Linked DNA regions of Homo sapiens: region 1 is linked to region 2. A link is a contact called in ENCODE Hi-C or POLR2A ChIA-PET data. All regions are on one chromosome and are shown on one strand. Each heading gives the region's core, a stretch centred on a gene start or an enhancer-like site at or near the end of the contact. The rest is flanking DNA. Distances are from core to core; before and after follow the strand shown.

The links. Hi-C counts contacts between places; a loop is a spot of excess contacts on that map. ChIA-PET counts read pairs that join two places held with the same protein, here RNA polymerase II (POLR2A). Pooled maps may share reads with other maps.
Region 1: a map of endothelial cell of umbilical vein shows a loop between it and region 2 (4-fold over the local background). The contact joins two enhancer-like sites. A Hi-C loop is called at or near these places in 1 of 168 maps with a recorded cell type or tissue (endothelial cell of umbilical vein), 4 of 37 single-sample maps with no recorded cell type and 4 of 50 pooled maps. POLR2A ChIA-PET finds 5 or more read pairs at or near these places in 1 of 52 experiments (MCF 10A).

Annotation. Positions count from the first base shown.
Region 1 is chr11:13,331,802-13,337,029 of GRCh38, reverse strand. All of the region lies in intron 3 of BMAL1 (basic helix-loop-helix ARNT like 1), which reads right to left. Among named protein-coding and RNA genes, the nearest start is that of BMAL1, 57 kb to the right of the region's middle. RefSeq lists a silencer at 3,074-3,368. Within about 2 kb of position 3,254, at least 10 of the 41 ENCODE cell types and tissues checked have a DNase peak (open chromatin) inside an H3K27ac peak, as active enhancers do.
Region 2 is chr11:13,103,488-13,108,453 of GRCh38, reverse strand. No RefSeq gene overlaps it. Among named protein-coding and RNA genes, the nearest start is that of RASSF10, 97 kb to the right of the region's middle. Within about 2 kb of position 2,962, at least 3 of the 41 ENCODE cell types and tissues checked have a DNase peak (open chromatin) inside an H3K27ac peak, as active enhancers do.

The sequences.
Region 1 (5,228 bases), core at 2,005-4,504, 230 kb before region 2:
TTATGAGGTTGTGTTACTTTGAACTAAGCAGAACTATAAAACTTAGTAGTAAGTATTCAGATTTTCTGTAACTATATCAATATCATAGAAAAGATTTCAACTAGTTTCCAGATAGGAGTAACAAAGGACAGGGAAATCACACACCAGCTACCCTAGATGAAAGCCTTGGGAAATTTCCAACAGCGAGTGTTAAGGGACCAAAAGCTTACTGCCAGCCCACACATGACCACCAAGGCAGCATCTGACACTGGCACATTCACAGTTCGTGTTTGCCTTTTAGGTGTCGTGTTCAGTTCTGAACGCCTGGCTATCCATGGCATCAACCCAACAGGCACACAACACTGCTGCTCAGTACAGTCAGTGCTGGGCAGCATATTCCCTAGTGACGGTTGCTCTCTCCTGGGGATCCTCCTGGATGTCAGACCCTCGTGGTCCAACTGGAGAGCCCTCAGGTTTCAGGACAGGTAGAGGCCCAGGCTTGAGGCAGGAAGCTTCTGGTAGACTGACTTCAACCCACCCAACTTGGCCTACAAGTTGCCCCCACGAGAAGCCTCATTACCTCCTTGACTTTCCCTTGGACCTGCCCACAGCTCCCAGAGTCAGTCTGACTCAGGCCGAGGTGCAGGCAGAGGCCACAAAACAATCAAAACAAACTTAGTAAAGAGTGGGGAGCCTGGCTGGCTTTTCTTTCTTTAAAAGTCTATATGGGGACGCTTTTAAATATATATATGCACAGGTGGGAGGAGTGAAAAAAATAGAGATTGCAAAAATGAAAAAATATGACAATGGAAACTGTTTCAGGCTCTTTTAGGATCATATACTTTCTAAAAGGGACAGGGGAAACATCAAAACACCTCATTTCTCTGACAATGAATGCAGTTAAAAATTTGGACTTCTACTACATATCCTTATGTAAAAGGACATTTCTAGGAGCTATGAAACCATTTCTTTTCATTTAAAGTCTGTCTTAGGATTTTTCTAGCTAATTTGTAAGCATGTGCATGCATGCACGCACACACACTCTCTCTCTCTTGCTCTTTCATATTGTCAAAAATGCAATAAAAATATTTTAAATATGTCTTTAGCTCTCTTGAAATCTGTAAGTAATATAACCTTACAACACTTATAATTCCAAAAATAATCAATATAATGCCCTAACTGTAATACAAAGAAGAAAGGAAATATAGTTAAAAATAAGACAACATGTAAATCAATATGTAAGTATTGGGGCACCGCTACACCAGAAAACATCATGAAAGATATATGAAATGCTTGCACCTATTCATAACAAATAGGTAAATCTTATATACTTGGTAGCTGTGTTCGCAGAAAATTCAGTATATATTAAAAACATGCAAAAATTATTTGTGTTTATGTGTTAATTGGAGTCAGACTCTAGGCCCAGATAATTTTAAGCAGGGTTTTGCCCACAAGAATGCACTGAGCATTAGGCAGCTATGCAGATGTTGGGCAATCTTTTGTTCCCCAAGCATTATATCTAGCACCCCTGCCTTCCCCTCTTCCCCCAGTAAAAGCCTCGTCTGGGTCACTGTGACATCCAGATCACCCACACACATTCCCACGATGTCCTATAGGGGGCGCGAAGTACCCATTCAGAACCAGTAGCATTTCTACAGACAAAAAGAGGCAGAGAGGTTAGCTATTTACCCAAAACAACAGACAAAACCCAACAGCAGACAGGACTAGAATAAGAGAAGGAATAGACAGCGGAGGAAGAAGGAAGTTATTATTCTCATATTTATGTTTCTTCACTGCTAGACATCATGCCAAGGACTGTTATGTCCATGCAGAATCTCATCTAATCCTCCTGTCAATCTTCCAGGTTAGTAGTATTATCATCCCCATTTTTCAGATAAAGATATTACCTTTCAGGGAGGTGAGGTAACTCTCATAGCCCTATTTTTGGTAGAACCAGATTTTATCCAGTGCTTTTTACATTGCTTCAAGCTGCTCCCCTCCAGGTCTCTGAGTCGATGCCCGAGGGTCCCTCACTTTGCTGCTTAAATCTCTGGAAAATAGTGACCGGAATGCGTGCTATCTGGAAAGCAACTCACAAAGAGAAAGATGGTTCAATCCCAGCATCTCAGCCCTTCTGGCCCTGTCAGTGTATGGCTGTGGCCAGAAAAGCCCAGGCATCCCAGAGCACAGGAAGCAAAGACTCTGGATGAAGTCATGGGCCATCTTTCTCTAGACTCCTGGAAGAGCCTGGCTAGAGGCACCAGGGATCATTTCAGGAGAATGTGTATTTGGCACCTACATCCCAGTTTTGGATGGTAGGTGGTCATCACATCCTTCCACCCCCGTAACTGCTGGAGTTGTTCTCTGAGACTGAATATTGGATTAGGCACTTGAAGAGATGACCCAGTTTTGCAATTCTTAGGTACCTCTCTCCTTCTACTTTCTGGCCATAAAACCATGACTAAGCACTTTAAACAAGAAACCTATTGCTCAGGCACCATGTTCAGGAAAAAAAAAAAAAACATCAAGAGCCCTGTATTTGTCACCTTGATCTAAAGCTACCATTTTATGAACCCTGTGGGGCCTGGCAGAGCTACAGGATGAACCCATTTGTTGGGGACAGTGCAGATGCCTCTGCCCTGCAGTCTGTTCTGTCAAAACAAACTCTGAAGGTTTCACAGAAAATGGTTCAACTAAGGCTCCTGTCTAATGATTTCTTGCAAAATAAGTTAAAGCAGGGCCAGCCCAAGTCTAGTGCACCATGGGCTTATTTTTGGCACTATGCAGGAAAGGCTGTAAGATAGTCTTGCACCACAACTAAGAGCACGGGCTCTGGAGTCACACTGCCTAGCCCCAAATCTCTGCTCTGCTGCTTGACTGCATGGCTCGGGACAAGATGTGAGCCCTCGTTCCTTAGTTGCCTCATTGGTAAAATGAGGATGATGACAGGGCTCACCTCATATGGTGATTTTGAGTCATAAATAAGACAATTCACGTACGGAGCTTAGAACAGTGCCTGGCCCATGGCAAGCACTCTCTGGATACATGTTACCTTTACTGGGATTAATACTGACTGCCATGCCATAGAAAGAATGGCTGAAGGCACTGGAGAACATAAACCTTGTGGAGGGAGATAGAGTGGGTGGAGAGGGAAAGGATGTGGGTCCATGAGCACTACCTTCAAACTTCTAAGCTGGAATTGTGCCATGCCTACCGACCTTTGTTCTGTGTTGCCACAAAAAGCAGAACTAGGTCACTAAGGAAACACTGCCAAAAGGCAGATCTGCGGTCAGAATAAAGGAGGATTTTTAAGAGCCAAAGATGTCCATAAAGCAGGAGCAGGATGCCTGGTGCGGAGATGTCCGACTGGGGCTAGGGAACTGCCTGTCATGGGCAGCCACTGCGCAGATGGGATCCTCCTGCACTGGCGGGTGGTTAGAGGAAGTGACCCCTTATGCCCCTGCCCACTGGACCATTCTGTCACTTTGAAAATGAGTAAATAAGTGCTGATAGCCAGGGTGTGGCTGATCAGCCCGAAGGAAGGAGGATGGACTTTGCACCAGTCTTAACATACACAACCTTCAAAACTTTTACTTAATGCTCTCAGAACCACATCTGGTGGTGGCAGTGGTGACAGGAATGACCAGTAATGGCTCAAAGAACCAAAAGTGTTTCTGGAACACCTGCTGGTGCCAGACAATAATTCAGGGAATGTGTAAAATGACAGGGCTGTGACAACAAGCTATCAACATTTTCTTACTCTGGACGATTTAAAGACAGTATTGGCCGGGCGCAGTGGATCACGCCTGTAATCCCAGCACTTTGGGAGGCCGAGGTGAGCAGATCACCCGAGGTCAGGAGTTCGAGACCAGCCTGGCCAACATGGCAAAACCCCGTCTCTACTAAAAATCCAAAAATTAGCTGGGTGTGGTGGCATGTACCTGTAATCCCAGCTACTTGGGAGACTGAGGCAGGAGAATCACTTGAACCCAGCAGGCAGAGGCTGCAATGAGCTGAGATCACGCCACTGCACTCCAGCCTGGGCGACAGACTGAGACTCTCTCTCTCAAAGAAAAAAAAAAAAAAAAGACAGTATCGATGACTAATGCCATTACCTGGGGGCACACAATATAGAGTGATCAAGTCTGCCAACTCCATGGGCTATGACCGTGACAGGAAGCCTGGGGTCATTCCAGTTCGCAGGCTACTTCCCAGACTCCTCTCAGGCAAAGGTTTTAGTGTTCTTCAGCACCTCCTTACCACCGACCCACCCACACAACCCCTTGACCTGGATCTTACTCAAGTCAGTCTCCTGGCCGAGTCACACACAGGAAAAGTTGCTAGAACACAGTGAAATGTTCAAGAGCAAGAAATAAGAGAGAGAAAGAGGAGAATCTGCCTTTTGAAAATTGGTTCAGAGCTGGGGCAGCCTCCATCATGAAATAGTGTTAACTTTATTAACTACAGAAATAATTTTAAAACTAGAAACTATTTTACCAACAAGAAAAATTGCTAGCTTGTACTGAAATTATAATCCAGATCCAAGAAAAAAATGAAATTTCCAAACTAAAGCTCATCAGCCATTTTCCAAGTATTTCCTGTGCACTTGTTACTGCAAATTTATATGTTCTCAACTCTGAGAACTCGAAAGCAGGTAAGTGGCTGTAGGTATCAAAGATTAGGAAAAACAAATATGTGTAGGTGACCTTGGGGACATTCTGTGTACAAACTAATTGTTTGCTATCTGACAACACCTGGCACCATGTTTGAGAACCACTGTCCAGTCTGGCTAGGAACTCCCTGGGCAGGAAGATCAACCATCTCTTCTCAGAAAGAATGGATTCAATAACCCAAGGGCTTCAGCTTTGGATCCCAGCTGCTGGATCTGCCCACAGCCCTGATTCCTCCCTCCCCACCTCTGACCTTCTCTGTAGTAGGTGGTTCACATCCTAGCATGTCACTGTCTTTTACTCTCTGGTTGGTTGTCTGTCTGTAGCCAAATCCTAGTACGTCTTCCTCATCCGTAATCACTCCCCGTCGCTTGTTCCTCTCCATGCTAGCCGCTACAGCCTTAGTTTAGGCCCAGACCAACCCCGCCCGGCCTCTTCGCATCCTCTAAAACCGCTGGCCTTTGGTATCCCAACAGGTGACTTCTCCAGAGGCTTTCACAGTTTGCCCTCCCTAGCAAAGTTTTCCCTACGTCCCTCTGCCCCTTCCAGCCTCAGAAAGAGAAGTAACTCCCCAAAGCC
Region 2 (4,966 bases), core at 1,713-4,212:
CCTGAACCACCATTCAGAGGTGGTTCAACTCCTTTGAACTCTCCCAGCCCATGTTTGTCTCTTCCTCACAGCCTTGAACATATTAATTCAACAAAGACCTACTGTGTTCTATGGACCAAGCTCTATGCTAGGCTCTGGAGATGCAATGGTAAACAACAGAGTTGGGTGTGTATGTGTGTGCACATGTTGGGGTAAGAATGAGGGCAGAGATGCTAAACAAAATAGTTGCACAAAAACATATACATATACAAATTATAAGTACGATAAAGGAACAAGGGATAAAAAAATTCGAATGTGTACTTTAAAGAAGGATCTAGTTTAGAAAGGGAGACCAGGAAAGGCCTTCCAGAGGAATGAACATTTCAGCTGAGGCTTAATGGATCAGTGAGTTGTCAGTTACCTAAGAGAAGAGATGGGCCAAGGGCCTTCTCTGAAAAACAGGGGATGCAAAACCCACAAGGCCAGAGGAGGATGGGGTGTCTGAAGAACTACAAGGAGGCTAGCATAGCTGAAACAGTGAAGAAGCAGAGTGGAGTGCGAGGAGGCAAGAGAGTGGCAGGAAGTCCAATCACATGGGGCCAGCAGGTCGTGGTAAGCATTTCGAATTTCTTCCCAACTGTAAGATAAATCATTAAAGGCTTTTAAATCAGTACTATGGTCTGAATAATGGTTTTAAATACTTCTATGGCTACTATCTAAAAAGAGAAGCAAAAGTAAAAATGGGGCTACCAAGAGGAGGTCATATGATCTCCACATGAGAGATGGTGGTGGCAGTGGGAGTCGGGAGAAGAGGAGGGAACCTAGATCTAGATCTACTTTGGGAGCCTGAAATTTTATCGGATGTAGACATGAGGGAGAGGTAGGTGTTAAAGATTACTCCCAGATGAATGGCTTGGACCATTCATCTGGTGGATGAACCTGCCTCCCAGTGAGAAAAGCCATGCTGGAGGAGTAGCAAGTCTAGGTGGAAATGTCCAAGGTGCAATTTAAGACATTAGATTGCAAGTAGATAATGTCAATCTACTTGCAATGTCAAGTAGGCAGCTGGATATATTGATCTAGATCAGAGAGAGGTCACTGTGGGAGACATACATTGGAAAATCATCAACTATAGATTTAAGTCTTGTGAATGAATGAGATAACCACAGTGTGGAAAGGAAAGAGAAGAGATGAGGTGGGCAGAGAACAACATACAGGACAGCGCCTTGAAGAACCTAAAGTTTTTCTTTGATTTAAATTATCTCTGCCCCTTGAGGGCAGGAACAATGTCTTTGTCAAATTTGTTTCTTTTCTGTGCTATCTCAGGGGTAGGCAGTGAATCTAAATTAAGGAATTTTACTGGGCTCAGAAGTAACATTGTAAGTGCTCATATGAACTCATTCAACAAACATCGATTGAGCAGCTACTGTGCAGCAAGTACTGTGGCAGAAAATGAGGGTAAAATATGAGTAAGATGTAGTCTCTGCTGCACTCAGGGATCTCCCAGATTAGTGAGGGGAAGGGATAAGAAAAGAGATGCCAACATCAGTGATACCTACATCTATAACAAAGAGTACTCTAGAGGTACTAGGTACATGCCTAGAGATTTCCATTTATTTTTCACATAATACTGAAATTGACTCAGTACTGAATTTGACTTAAGTTATTTGCCCAAGGTCACATAGCTGGCTGACAGCGGAGCAGAAATGTGAACTTAGACTAGCCTGGCTCCAATTCTGTGCTCTGGACATCACCCCTGTGGCCTGTTCATAGCATGTCTTGATGCTTTTTCCCTGCCCTGCCCTTGCTGCAGAAACTCCTGACCTGCCTGCTACAAACATAGTTCCCTGGGACACCCCTACCCACAATGTGGAGAGCAGAGAGGCCTTGCTTGTGACAAGAGCTGATGTCCTTTAGCTTTTCCATGTCCCCTGCCTTTAGTGAGCCTAAAATCTAGGAGAAGAGGTCTGACACATGTGCATAAATAGCCATGTTATAGGAATGACAAGTCCGTGACATGGTCCACATTTCTTAGACAATGTCATCTGCCATCTCTCCTGTGCTCTGGTAGCACTTTTTTAATCCTTGACAGGTTCCATACATTGAATTGTACTTATGCACACTTTTCGGTTGTGAGGGCCTCCAGAGCTGTGACTGCGGTATAATTTTATACATCCTGTGTATTTCTCAAATCGAGTCTCTTCATTTCTCAGGCAGAGATTACCACCTTCATGTCTCTTGCCTTGGGTTATTGCCACAGCCTCCTAACAATTTCCTGCCTCAAATCTCTCCCTGGTTTTATCCACCCTTCAGAAAGTAGCCAGAGTGATCTTAAACCACAAAGCTTGAATCAATCCCTTGCTTAAAACCCTCAATGGCACAACATGCCTCTCAGAATGAAGCCAAGCTCTAAGACTGGAACTCCAGGTCCTCCAATGATATCTTGCACATTCTATACTTTGGCAACATTCTCTGGTCCAGCAGCAAGTGCTGCTTGTAGCCCTATTCCAATGCTCCTCAGCTCTGGGCACCTGCTCTTCCTCTACCTTCCGAAAATGCGCTTTCTCTCCACCTTCACAGAGCCACTGTTTACTCATTCATCATGGAGCCCCACTGCTGGACTTCTGAAGTGTGACCTATACTCATCATTTTATGACAAGCAGCTTCTGATGTGTCAATTTTGACCACTAGAGTGAGTTTCTAGGGGACAACCAGGGTGTCTTTTGCATCTGCATCTCTCCAGCATCTACCACAGTGTCTGCAAAATAATAATCACTCAGTAAATACTTGTTAAATGAATGAATGAGCAAGTGAATGATTAATTGTAAAGTACTAGGATGTATTAAGCACCAAATGAGCAGTACAGACAATAAGTGTGAGAGAAAGGAGGAAGTAGTCACTTCCAGTTGGGGTAGCCCCAGAAAGCTTCCCAGATAAGAATAAATGTATGCTAGGCCTTGCAGGATGAGATAACGTGTGCTGGCCCAGTGCCAACTAACAGTTGGCGTTGAATGAGGGTGAAACGAATCTGATCTGGCTGGATGGAAAAAAGTGGGGAGGACATTTTATGGGGACAGGTGGTGGGGACAAAGGCTTTTAGGTGGAAAAACACAAGGCAAGTTCAGGGAATAATCCAGAGACCAGCTGGATAGGAGCAAAGGATTAATAGTGGGGAAGACAGACAGGGAGGAAGAGGAAGTGGGGGACAAATGGTGGACAGTGCAAAGACGTGTGTGCATGGTGTGGGCTTTTGCACAGAGTGGTCAATAACTGAGAGCCACAGAGCTGCCTGCACCTGTCTTTTTCATCAAGGTTTAAATTTGAACTAGATTAAGAGAACCTCTGAACAATGCAAACAAAACACTCAAACAATGCCTTCCAGGGTCGTGGGATGGGGCGGAGTAGGAGAGGTACAGGATCAGGTCGTTATCTAATGTCTCTGTAGTGTGGAACAATAGGCCAAAATAACCCCAACAGGTTCTCATTTTTCTCTGCATCTCTAGTTTTGCCCGAATTAGAGAGCAGCTGAGTTGACCTAGGAAAAAAATCTACTTTGAGCAGGAAATGCAGTAGGGAGGAGAATGGGAAATTCTAAAATCATGCCAAGAGAGGAAATGGCCAGTGCTGGTTGGGCTGAGAAGAATGGGGCCCCTTGCCCTACTTCACTCCTGGTCTGCTCTTGGGAACAGCCTATATACAAGGTGCTTGACAGCACAGGATAGGGACAGAGGGGTACGTGTCATGTTGGCCACTCCTGGCTGTTTGGAGCCAACACTGATATTACACTGTGTCTGGAGAAGGAAAGCAGGCAATGAGGCTGGGCAACACACAGGAGAGCTCTGTCCCATCACCAACTCCACCTGCCTCCCATATCCATCTCAAAGGAGGCAGCACGCTGCAGCGAAGAAGAAACTGGGGAGGGAGTTCAGAGTCAGGAGCTTTAGCCTCCATCTCTGCCGTTTACTTGCCTTTTGGTATTGACCAGCCATTGATACTCTCCAAGACACTGGTCTTGTTTCTCTTCTATTGCTCTAATGAAGAAGGTGGGTTAGGGATCCTCCCAAATCTCAAGGTCTAAGACTCTCCCACCAGTTGGCTGTAATTTGGTTATCCAGCCTCAGCTTCCTATACTGGATTTCCATTCACCCTTTGCTCCAGTCACAGCAGAACATTCCCCGAACCTGCCCTGTATTTTCCTTCCTCTATTCCTTTGTTCACATGGCTTCCATCCAAACATCTCTTACTTTCTTTCTTTTTCTTTCTTTCTTTCTCTTTCTTTCTTTTTCTTTCTTCCTTTCTCTCTTCCTTCCTATCCTCCTCTCCTTCTTCTTTTCTTTTCTTTTTTTTCTTTTCTTTCTTCCTTTCTTTCTTCCTTTCTCTCTTCCTTCCTATCCTCCTCCTCCTTTTTTCTTTTCTTTTCTTTCTTTCTTCCTTCCTCTCTTTCTTTCTTTCTTTCTTTCTTTCTTTCTTTCCTTCTTTCTTTCTTCTTTCTTTTTCTCTTTTTCTTTTCTTTCTTTCTTAGTGTCTCACTCTGTTGCCCAGGCTGGAGTACTCTCTCTCTCTTTCTCTTTTTCTTTCTTTTTTTCAGAGTCCCACTCTGTTGCCCAGGCTGGAGTGCAGTGGTGCAATCTCTGCTCACTACATTTTCCACCTTCTGGGTTCAGGTGATTCTCATGTCTCAGCCTCCTGTATAGCTGGGACCACAGGCGCACACCACCACACTGCCTAATTTTTATATATTTTGTAGAGATGGGTTTCTCCATGTTGCCCAGTCTGGTCTCAATAACTCCAGCGTTCAAGCAGTCCATCCACCTCAGCATCCCAAAGTTCTGGGATTACAGGCATAAGCCACCACACCTGGTCCTCTCAGTTTCATTTATTGAAATCCTGCATTTCTTTCACGAGTAACCCATTCACCTCGTTGGGAGAAAAACTTTCTTTTAAATCCACATGCATGTGGGAGCATTGATAGCCGAGCAGTGAGGAA